Regions from separate parts of the Homo sapiens genome. Here region 2 is linked to region 1. The links are chromatin loops, found by intact Hi-C in ENCODE. Cell type or tissue: B cell. All regions are shown on one strand. Each heading gives the region's core, and the rest is flanking DNA. Links, peaks and the distances in the headings are about the cores only.

What was found. Peaks named below come from ENCODE experiments on the same cell type or tissue, not always from the same donor. Only the 100,000 strongest peaks of a DNase experiment are listed, where the experiment ranks them.
Region 2: a loop joins it to region 1, with 22 times the contacts of the local background. A loop is called at or near these places in 107 of 110 quality-filtered maps.

What each region holds. Positions count from the first base shown.
Region 1 is chr20:37,532,231-37,537,602 of GRCh38, reverse strand. No RefSeq gene overlaps it. Among named protein-coding and RNA genes, the nearest start is that of BLCAP, 7.0 kb to the right of the region's middle. In B cell, for the core only: CTCF peaks have their summits at 2,809 and 3,019 (motif pointing right); a DNase peak (open chromatin) is centred at 2,962; H3K27ac peaks cover 324 bases.
Region 2 is chr20:37,267,576-37,272,947 of GRCh38, reverse strand. No RefSeq gene overlaps it. Among named protein-coding and RNA genes, the nearest start is that of GHRH, 8.4 kb to the right of the region's middle. RefSeq lists enhancers at 2,394-2,463, 3,977-4,524, 4,525-5,071. In B cell, for the core only: CTCF peaks have their summits at 2,891 and 3,091 (motif pointing left); DNase peaks (open chromatin) are centred at 2,247 and 3,087; H3K27ac peaks cover 1,235 bases.

The sequences.
Region 1 (5,372 bases), core at 286-5,285:
CTGTTTTCCACCAAAGGAATAAAATGGGTACACTTAATATTTTAGGTAGGAATTTGGGGCCACATTTCCTACACACTTTTGTGGGAATCACATTAACCTGAGTCTTTCAAATAAATTTCCACCTCAATGGACTCATTTGCCAGAAAGAAGTTCCTATTCTAATGCATCTGTGGGCCCATCTGGCTTCTCCAAGAAATAATCAAAAGTATCCTCTTGAGCAATAAGTATTGAAAAGCACTCTGATTTCTGTTATTCTTTTGTTGACTCTTCAGAAAGAGTCATTGGCACTATCCCATACAATGGCCAGGGCAGCAGAAGCCCAGGGGTCTCTTTGAGCAACACTGACACCTATTACCGCCTCCCATTCCTGTGTCAGGGGCAATCTCCTGGGATAATCTGAGACAAACAGAACAAAAAGGATTCTCCATCCTCTGGGCAACTGAACTCAAGATAGTCTGCCTAAATCTGCTCTTCCCTAGGTTTTACTCATTTCAGTAAATCCATCTATTTTTCAAGCCAAAATTCCAAGATTGATCCTTGAGTCCTCTCCTTAACCCATCAAAGATAAAGGAATCTGAGTGAGCACAGACGTAAGCCATCATGTCTGTTGCAGAGACCAAAAGAGCAGGTCAGTGTGACTGAACCTCTGAGAATGAGAAGGGAGCAACTTGGGTCATGGTCATATCACACAGGGTCTTACAGGCCAAGGAGAGGAGCAATGGATTGGTTTTGTTACTGGTGGTGAATCCATATGGGTCTGCAGCAACTTCAGTTCTTGCCTCCTCAGAAGACAGAACTCAATCCAGGTGGCATAAGTGAGAAACCAAGGCAAGTTTCCAGAGCAGGAGTGAAAGTTTTGTAACTGCCCAAGGGGTTCACCTTGCCTGCTGCCTATACAGAACCGATATCAAGACACAGGAATTGAAATTGAGAAAGTAATTCACACGGAGCCAGCTGTGCGGGAGACCGGAGTTTTATTATTACTCAAATCAGTCTCCCCGAGCATTTGGGGAGCAGTTTTTAAGGATAGCTTGATAGGTGGGGGAAGCCAGTGAGCCAAGAGTGCTGATTGGTCAGAGATGAAATCATAGGGAGTCGGAGCTGTCTTCTTGGGTTCAGTCAGTTCCTGGGTGGGGGCCACAAGATCAGATGAGCCAGTTTATTGATTTGAGTGGGGCCAGCTGATCCATCAAGTGCAGGGTCTGCAAAATATCTCAAGCATTGATCTCAAGAGTTCAGAATCTTGAGCCTCCAGCTGCATGACTCCTAAACCATAATTTCTAATCTTGTGGCTAATATTAGTCCTACAAAGGCAATCTAGTCTCCAGGCAAGAAGGAAGTCTGCTTTGGGAAAGGGCTGGTACCGTCTTTGTTTAAACTATAAACCATAAACTAAGTTTCTCCCAAAGTTCGTTCGGCCTACACCCAGGAATGAACAAGGACAGCTTGGAGGTTCGAAGCAAGAGTCTGTTAAATTGGATCTCTTTCACTGTCTCAGTCATAATTTTGCAAAGGTGGTTTCAGGTTATTAAAAAGCTTTAGAGCAGGAATGAAAGGAAGTAAAGTACACTTGGAAGGGGGCCAAGCTGGCGACTTGAGAGAGTCAAGTGTGTGGTTTGACCTTTGACTTGGGGTCTTATACGTTGGCATGCTTCTGGAGTTGCGTTACTTCTCCCCTGATTCTTCCCTTGGGGTGGGCTGTCTGCATGCACAGGGGCCTGCCCACACTTGGGACGGGCCGCATGCGCAGTGTGTTTACTGCAGTTGTACACATGCTCACTTGAGGCATTCTTCCCTTACCATTCGAGTGTTCCTAGAAGGCCACATACCACTTAAACCCCACCATTTTGCCTCATAGTGCGCATTCTTGAGCCCACTCACCCAACTCCTGTGATCTTATCAGGAAGCTGCTGATCACCAGTTTCAGGTGTTTCAGTCTACCACCTTTTCTGACGCCAGCTGCAACCAATTATTATTTTAGAGAGACAGTTTTAACAACCACCTGACCATCACCTGATGGTCGCCTGAGAATCCTGGTGGGTGGGGAGGCAGGGGGAAGAGCTCTCCTGCCCTGACCATGTCTGACTAACTACCTACTGAACAATTTAACCCATCAGCAAGTCCTGACAGCCCTGCCTCCAAAGAAAGTCACAAACTAGCCTACTTTCCTGTATCACCACTGCCTTCATGCTTAACCAGGCTACCACCACCCAGACCTGCCTCCACCTCCCCACCACCTCCCCACTTCCTCTCTCGCTCTCCAATCCATTTACATCAGCTACAGTGATCTTTTAAAAATGGAAGTCGTGGCCAGGAACGGTGGCTCACGTCTGTAATCCCAGCACTTTGGGAGGCCGAGGTGGGTGGATCACCTGAGGTCAGGAGTTTGAGACCAGCCTGAATTCTGGCCAACATGGGGAAACCCCGTCTCTACTAAAAAAATACAAAAAATTAGCTGGGCATGGTGGCAGGCACCTATAATCCCAGCTATTCATGAGGTTGAGGCAGTAGAATCGCTTGAACCCGGGAGGTGGAGGTTGCAGTGAGCCGAGATTGCACCATTGCACTCCAGCCTGGGCAACGAGAGCGAGACTCAGTCTCAAAAAAAAAGCAAGTCAGATCAGATCACTTTCCTCTTTAAAACCTCCCACTGACCCTCCCATTTCTTTAGGATTTAGATGGACTGGAGAGCAAGAGAAGAAGTGGGAAGAGGTGATGGGGAGGTGGAGGCTGGTGTCTGGGTGGTGGTGGCTTGGTCAAGCATGGAGGCAGTGGTGATATAAGAAGATGGGCTAGGTTGTGACTTATTTTGGAGGCAGGGCTGTCAGGACTTGCTGATTGGTTAAATCAGTCAGCCTAAGCTGTGAACTAAGACAGTTCACACAGCTTTCAGTTTCTGGCACATGGTAAGAGCGTGATATATAGTTATTGCTTGTACTATTAATAGGTTGATGGAAGTTTAGTAAGATCAGGCAGTTCCCCATTTTACCATTAGGTGTCACCACAGACCTGGCTAAAATAGCATACTTGCTTCCCATCTGAGAAAGCCCTGAGAAGTGTGGAACAAAAGGGCCTTAGAGTTGGGAACATTTCCCAAGGTCAGGAAAGTAGGTCAGGGATTTAAACCCAGTTGTCCTGACACCTTAAAAGCCATGGTGGGGAGAGGCCCTCCCTGCCAGGGCTCCCACAGTGCCTCCAGTCCCCAGGATAATTTTACATATTTGTAACAATAGGTAATTAAGGGTACTAACTATGTAACCCGTGCTAGTCTTTTATTTTTTGAGATGGAGTTTTGTTCTTGTTGCCCAGGCTGGAATGCAATGGCGTGATCTCTGCTCACTGCAACCTCTGCCTCCTGGATTCAAGTGATTCTCCTGCCTCAGCCTCCCTAGTAGCTGGGATTACAGGCGTGCATCACCACACCCAGCTAATTTTTGTATTTTTAGTAGAGACGGGGTTTCACCATATTGGCCAGGCTGGTCTCGAACTCCTGACCTTAGGTAATCCACCTGCTCTGGCCTCCCAAAGTGCTGGGATTACAGGTGTGAGCCACTGCACCCGGCCAACCAGTGTTATTCTAAGCATTTTATAACACAAACTCATTGAATTCCCACAAATGATCACATGAGGTAGAGTCAAATGTGTCCCCATTTCACAGATGGAGAAACTGAGGGACAGAGAGGTTTATTAACTTGCTCAATGACATACAGCCAGTAAATGTAGAATGGAAATGAACCCTTGCATTCTGGCTGCAGTCTGCGCCATCCTGGAGCTTACTCCATTCTCTGGTCACCTTGGTAATAATGTTTTTTATCCCTTTTAAAATCTTTTGATATCACATAGCTTCTTTAGTGCTTTAACATTTAACTATTGTTCCATTACAGGTAGAATTTCCTGAATATATAAGTATTGGTAAGGAGATAATGTTGATTTTTTTTAAAGTAATTGTCAAGCAGACTGATGTATAGGAAAGTAAGTATTGTGATTTCACAAAACATTGTTCTATTCATAACATAACCATTTCCTGATTCTTTATCATTTAGCCCCAAATTTGCCATCCAGTCCCAACTGAATTCCATAGACCTGGTTACCAGCTGAATCAGAGACTTGGAGGATACATGACAAAGGGAGGAGCTCGGTCTAGCCTTTCAATCATTCACTTATTCATTCAACAGTTACTGCCTCTTCCTTCCTACCAGACCCAAAATGAACCCTGCCCTCCAAGAGCTCACGGTCTCATGGGGGTTAACAGACAGAAAATGCACATGCATTGGCATTGCATAATTGCCCATCTCTCCAGACTGTCTGTAGTGTCTTTTTAGAAAACATATATATATTCTTTTTTTTTTTTTTGAGATAGGGTCTCCCTCTGTCACCCAGGCATTGTCACCAGGCACTGCACCCAGAGTGCAGTGCCATGATCATGACTCACTTGCAGCCTCAACTTCCCGGACTCAAGCAATCCTCCCACTTCAGCCTCCCAAGTAGCTAGGACCACAGATGCGCACCACCACGCCCAGCTAATTTTTTTATTTTTATTTTTTGTAGAGACAAGGTTTCACCATGTCACCCAGGCTGGTCTCAAACTCCTGAGCTCAAGTGATTCACCTGCCTCGGCCTCCCAAAGTGTTGGGATTACAAGCACGAGCCACTGTGCCCAGCTCTTATTCTCTTTTCTATCTTCCATGCCTAGCACAGTGCCTGGCACATTTTAGGTAACCAAAAAATATTTGATGAATGAATGCAAAGGCTTCATGGAGGAGGTGGCATTTGATCTGGGCCTTTAAAGACTGGGGAAGATCTTGACAGATGAGGACAGGGGACAGGGGACACCACCTCAAGAAGAGTGACAAGGTCATTTTACAAAGATCATCCTGGGCCAGGCATGGTGGCTCATTCCTGTAATCCCAGCACTTTGGGAGGCCAGGCAGGCTGATCACCTGAGGTCAGGAGTTTGAGACCAGCCCGTCCAACATGGTGAAACCCACCTCTACTAAAAATACAAAAATTAGCTGGGCTTGGTGGTGTGCACCTGAACTCCCAGCTACTTGGGGAAGCTGAGGTGGGAGGATCGTTTGAACCTGGGAGGCAGAGGTCACAGTGAGCTGAGATCGCACCACTGCACTCCAGCCTGGGCTACAAAGTAAGACTCCGTCTCAAAAAAAAAAAAGAAAAAATCATCCTGGGTGGAAGATGAAGGTTCTGGGTGAGACAGGCAGCAGAGAGACCAGTGAGGAGGTTGCTGCAGGGTTCAGGGGAGAAGGGATGGTGGCCTGGACCAAACTTTGGCAGTGGGGACAGAAAAGGCCTAAAGGAAATTCAGGAGCAATGGGCAAGAGTTGAGGAGTATGGAGCAAGAGGGAGCAGGAGTC
Region 2 (5,372 bases), core at 179-5,178, 260 kb after region 1:
CCACAGGCCCGAGTTTCCCAGTCTGTGGGACCTCGCACCTGTACCAGAATCACTTGAGGCCCTAGTTAAAAATTCAGAACCCTGGGCCCTACCCTGGACAACTGAATCTGGGGTCCAGGTCCGAAGCCCAGAAAGATGTGAGGACCCTCACTCCAGCCACACCAAATAATTTGTTGTTCACTAACCAGGCCTCCAAGCCTTTGCTCAGGCTGGATTAATTTTTCCTCTTTCTTCAAGATCCAGCTTAAAAGTCACATCCTGGCCGGGCACAGTGACTCACGTCTATAATCCCGGCACTTTGGGTGGCTGAGGCAGGTGGATTGCTTGACCCCACAGGTTCTAGACCAGCCTGGGCAACATGGAGGAACCCCGTTTCTGCAAAAAATACAAAAGTAGCCTGGCATGGTGGCACGTGCCTGTAGCCCCAGCTACTCAGGAGGCTGAGGTGGGGGAATCACCCAAGCCCAGGAGGCAGAGGTTGCAGTGAGCCCAGATCATGCCACTGCACTCCAGCCTGGGTGACAGAGTGAGACCTTGTTTCCAAAAAAAAGGAGCCAGACGAGGTGGCTCACACCTGTAATCCCAACACTTTGGGAGGCTGAGGGGGGTGGATTATTTGAGGTCAGGCATTCAAGACCAGCCTGGCCAACATGGTGAAACCCCATCTCTGCTAAAAATACAAAAATTAGCCGGGCGGTAGTGACGCGCACCTGTAATCCACTACTCCGGAGGCTGAGGCAGGAGAATCGCTTGAGCCCGGGAGGCGGAGCTTGCAGTGAGCCAAGATCGTGCCACTGCACTCCAGTCTGTGCGACAGAGTGAGAGCTTGTGCCCCCCTCCCAAAAAAAAGTTACATCCTAGGCAAAGCCTTTCCTGCTCCTTAGCAGGGTGAAGGCCACACCCACTCTGCTCCCACAGCTCCTTGTATGCACCTCGATTATAGACTGTGTATATCACACTGTGTAATTATCTGTTTGCCCACTTGTCTAGCTAGGATGAAAATTGCACCAAAGCAAGTCCACAGAATGCCTGGAGCCCCCAACTCGGTGAATGGCACATAGCGGCACTTGATAAATATCAGTTCATTTGAATTGTGCTTTACACTTCCTTGGCTCCTGGACACCAAACACAGCACTTAGCACCTGATGGGTATTATTACATCGATATCTGATGGATAAATTATCAAAGGATGGAAGGAGGCAGGAATAAAAGACAAAATATGCCAATAAATTAATGATGACTTTTCATCATCAATTAATATCCTGGAATGTTTGTGCATGCCTGGGACCATCTCTCACCTGAAGGACGTGGCAATTGGGTCAGAGATCAGATGGATCCTGGGACTTCTGGCTCCAAGTTCACGGGTGAAATCAGCAGACCAAAGTTCTGATGTTAATCAGAAATGTCACTATCACCATGACAAGTGCAAATGTAAAGTGCAGTGCCATCTTCCATTGCAGTGTCCTCACTTGTCACCTTTATCACTCCACCTCGCAGGACCCACATGGACCCTGCTGATACCAATCCATGGGAAATCAAGCTGGCAGAAATTAGCCCTGGGCTGCTGAGGCAGGGTCAGGGATAGCACTGTTCCGGGGCAGGCGAGCTTGTCTGGAGGCAGGCAAGCCCCACTCCTAACCCCGGCCTCTCCATGTACCGTCTGTATGAGATTGGACGAGTTACCCAATATCTCCAAGACTCAGCTTCTTCCACCATGAAATGAGAGCACTATGTGTTCCTAAGGCTCAAGGTTGTTGAATGAGATGAGATCACGTATGTTACGTGACTGGCATGTAGATGTTACTGCTAGACTGCGGAAATCCAGGACAGCTAGACTCCGTGAGTCATTGGGTGGTGGTGACTGGGGCTGACCCCAGGGGGACAGGAGCTAGGCAGGGAGCCAGGTCTCACTCAGCCATGGATTCCAGGTTCTGGGCCTTAGAAGAGGTTCCAGCTTCAACAGGGCCCAGCCACTGGGGAGTCAGGAGCTGGGGGCCTGGGTGTGGAGGCTGCTCTTCCTTCTGCTCTGTGGCCTGGGTGTTCAGGGACTAAACCAGGCAGGGTGGGAAAGGCCCAGAGAGTGGGAGCTCCAGACCCTAGAGGGAAACCCCAATGACTCTGCTTCTAGTCTGGAGTGAGGGCCGTTTGGCCCTGACTCAAACCTGAGTTTGCTGCAGTCGAGGCTATTAGGGTTCCTTTAACTGCACTGTAACCACAGAGGGGAAGTAAGACCGTGAGATAACCTGGCTCTGACATGGGAAGTAGAAACTGGAAGCTGAAGTCCCAAGCAGGCCTTGACTTTTGCCTGTGGACACTCAAATCATGGGAATTCTTCTCACTGTGTCTGCAGGTCCTGTTGTCACTAAGATCCCCCAACTCAGAGATTCCAAGCGAGGGCGGTCCTCCCTGTAGACACCCCCTCCTTGCTGGTCTGAGCTCTTCTTGCCTGATGAGCCAGGCTGAGGGAGACTCTGTAGGATGCACTTCCTTTTTTTTTTTTTTTTGAGACAGAGTCTTGCTCTGTTGTCCTAACTGGAGTGCAGTGGCATGATCTCGGCTTACTGCAAACTCCGCCTCCCAAGTTCAAGTGATTCTTCTGCTTTAGCCTCCCACGTAGCTGGGATTACAGGCGCATGCCACCAAGCTCAGCTAATTTTTGTATTTTTCGTAGAGATGGGGTTTCACCATGTCGCCGAGGTCGGTCTTGAACTCCTGGCCTCAAGTGATCCACCCACCTCAACCTCCCAAAGTGCTGGTATTATAGGCATGAGCCATTGCGCCTGGCCAGATGCCCTTTCTCCTGTGGGCTTTCTCCTGAGATCCTGGGGCAGGGCTGGGCTTGGGGCAGGGCTGGGCTTGGGGATCACACAGTCTTCCCTATCTGGAAACATAGCTGAGAACCCAGGGCAGCAACGGTCAGGGAAAGATGGGAGGAGGCGCAGGTTGAGTGGCCGATGAAAAGGTGGCATGACAAACTTGACCTGACCCTTTCGTAGTCCTGGGATTTCACAGCGAACAAAGCCCCACAGGCGGGGCCTCTGGCATTTGGTAGCAAAACCTGACAACTCCAATGACTGGGGAACAGCGACATCTCCCGGCTGTCTGAGGCCATGGCCCTCCTACCTGATCAGAATCCCGGGCATTTAGACACCAGGGTGCCTAATGCCTTTAGAATCCTCACAGATTTTAGCCTTTGATTCAATTGGTCCAGAGTGGAGCCTGACATTCTGCATTCCTAACAAGCCCCCAGGTGCTGTCAATACTGCTGGTCTATGGACCACACTTTGATTAGAAAGCTTTAGAGGGCTCAAAGATTTGGTCCCAGGCATCCCAAGGGTCTCAGGAAAGGAGACAATTTTCTGCATATAAAATTATAAAATCACTCAACCACAGGCAAGGCCAGGGAGGGAGGATGCTTCTTGAAGAGATGGCCTCCAAGGGGGCTTTTGAAGTATGGTCATATCTTCACCAGGGAAAGGTTACCCGAGGATCAGCTGGGGACAGCCTCCTATGCAGCAGGCGTGGCACCTGCACCAAGTCTACCAACTCAAAAAACAACCTGGTTAGTGTGCCTAATTGACTTGTGGCAGGCCCAAAGATTCCAAGCAAGGTGAATGTTTAAAATACTCATGGGCCAGGTGCAGTGGCTCACGCCTGTAATCCCAGCGCTTTGGGAGGCCGAGGCAGGCAAATCACTTGAGGTCAGGAGTTCAAGACCAGCCTGGCCAACATGGTGAAACCCTGTCTCTACTAAAAATACAAAAATTAGCTGGGCATGGTGGCTTGTGCCCATAGTCTCAGCTACTTGGGAGGCTGAGGCAGGATAATTGCTTGAACCTGGAAGGCGGAGGTTACAGTGGGCAGAGATCGCGCCACTGCACTCCAGCCTGGGTGACAGAACGAGACTGTCTTAAAAAAAAAAAAAATTAGTGCCGGGTGCGGTGGCTCACGCCTGTAATCCCAGCACTTTGGGAGGCTGAGGTGGGTGGATCACCTGAGGTTGGGAGTTCGAGACCAGCCTGGCCAACATGGTGAAATCCCATCTCTACTAAAAACACAAAATTAGTCTGGCATGGTGGTGCACGCCTGCAATCCCAGCTACTGGGGAGGCTGAGGCAGGAGAATCGCTTGAACTCGGGAGGTGGAGGTTGCTGTGAGCTGAGATCATGCCATTGCACTCCAGCCTGGGCAACAAGAGCTAAACTCCATCTCAAAAGAAAAAAAAAATTAAAATACTCGTGGGAGTAACATTTCCAAGGAACCCAGAGTTGCTTCATTGATTTGCTAAGTACAATCAACCTCATCTCTTCATTAAAAGAGCTCTTCTAATGACTTTCCCAGATGCAGACTTTTTGAGAAAGAAATGAAGCTCTGAGCTGCCATCCAATCACAGGCCCTTCTGTTTGGGTAGGACCCTGTGAAGCAGGGGAAAGGACCACATCATCTCCATTTTACAGAAGAGGAAACTGACACTCAGGGAGGTTAAGTGACTTTGCCTGAAGCCACCTAGCAAGCCCACACCACTTAAACCTGGTCTCCTCTGACACAGTACCCTGGAGCACTCAGACACCTGCTGCTGCTGATGCCACAAAAACAGGCCTAGAAGGGCAAGTGGGGAGGGTCAAGAGAATCTGGGAGTCTGGGGTCCAGGCCTCTGGATCCTTGCACAGTGGCCTTGGACTGGGAACACTGCCATCAACCAGGGAGGGGGATGAAAGCAGCTTTTACAAAGCAGGGTCTGAGGTCCTCAGACAGGCCCCCTTTGTGGACTTCCTTTCCCTCCCCACCCCCATGCCGGCTGCCAGTAGCATCGCCCTCATTGAATGGCTGGCTTGCACACACTGGAAATTTGCAACACAAATGCACGGCTTGTCTCCCTCTCCACAGAGCCTCACTGCCCCAGCCTTTTGGGGCCTTTTAAAGTCTGCCTTTCTCTGGGGTACTTTCTTTCTTCAGCTCAAGCCCCCAGCCCTAGATGCAGCCACAATCACTAATTAACGCTGGGTTAAAACACGTCCTGGGAAAGTGAGCTGGGCGGCCACCGAGGCGTTCTCATCATCACTCAGAGGACAAGGACAAGGCGGCGGTGGGAATCGGTGGAAGGGGCTGGGTTTTCATTCTCCGGGTTCTTTCTGGCTCCCCATCCTCCCCCACCCCCCGCCCCACTATGCTCTTTCTCAGTGGGTTTGAGAATTTACTGCAAATAAAGCCTGTCACCAAGATGGCTCCCAGCCCTCCCCGCCACCAGGCTGCCACCAAGCAGCCCGTTTTTTCAGAGCTCAGCTCTGAAAAACTACAATAACTGCTACCATTTGCCAAGACACTTACATATCAGACACCAACATGCATATTTCTTTTTCTTTCTTTCTTTT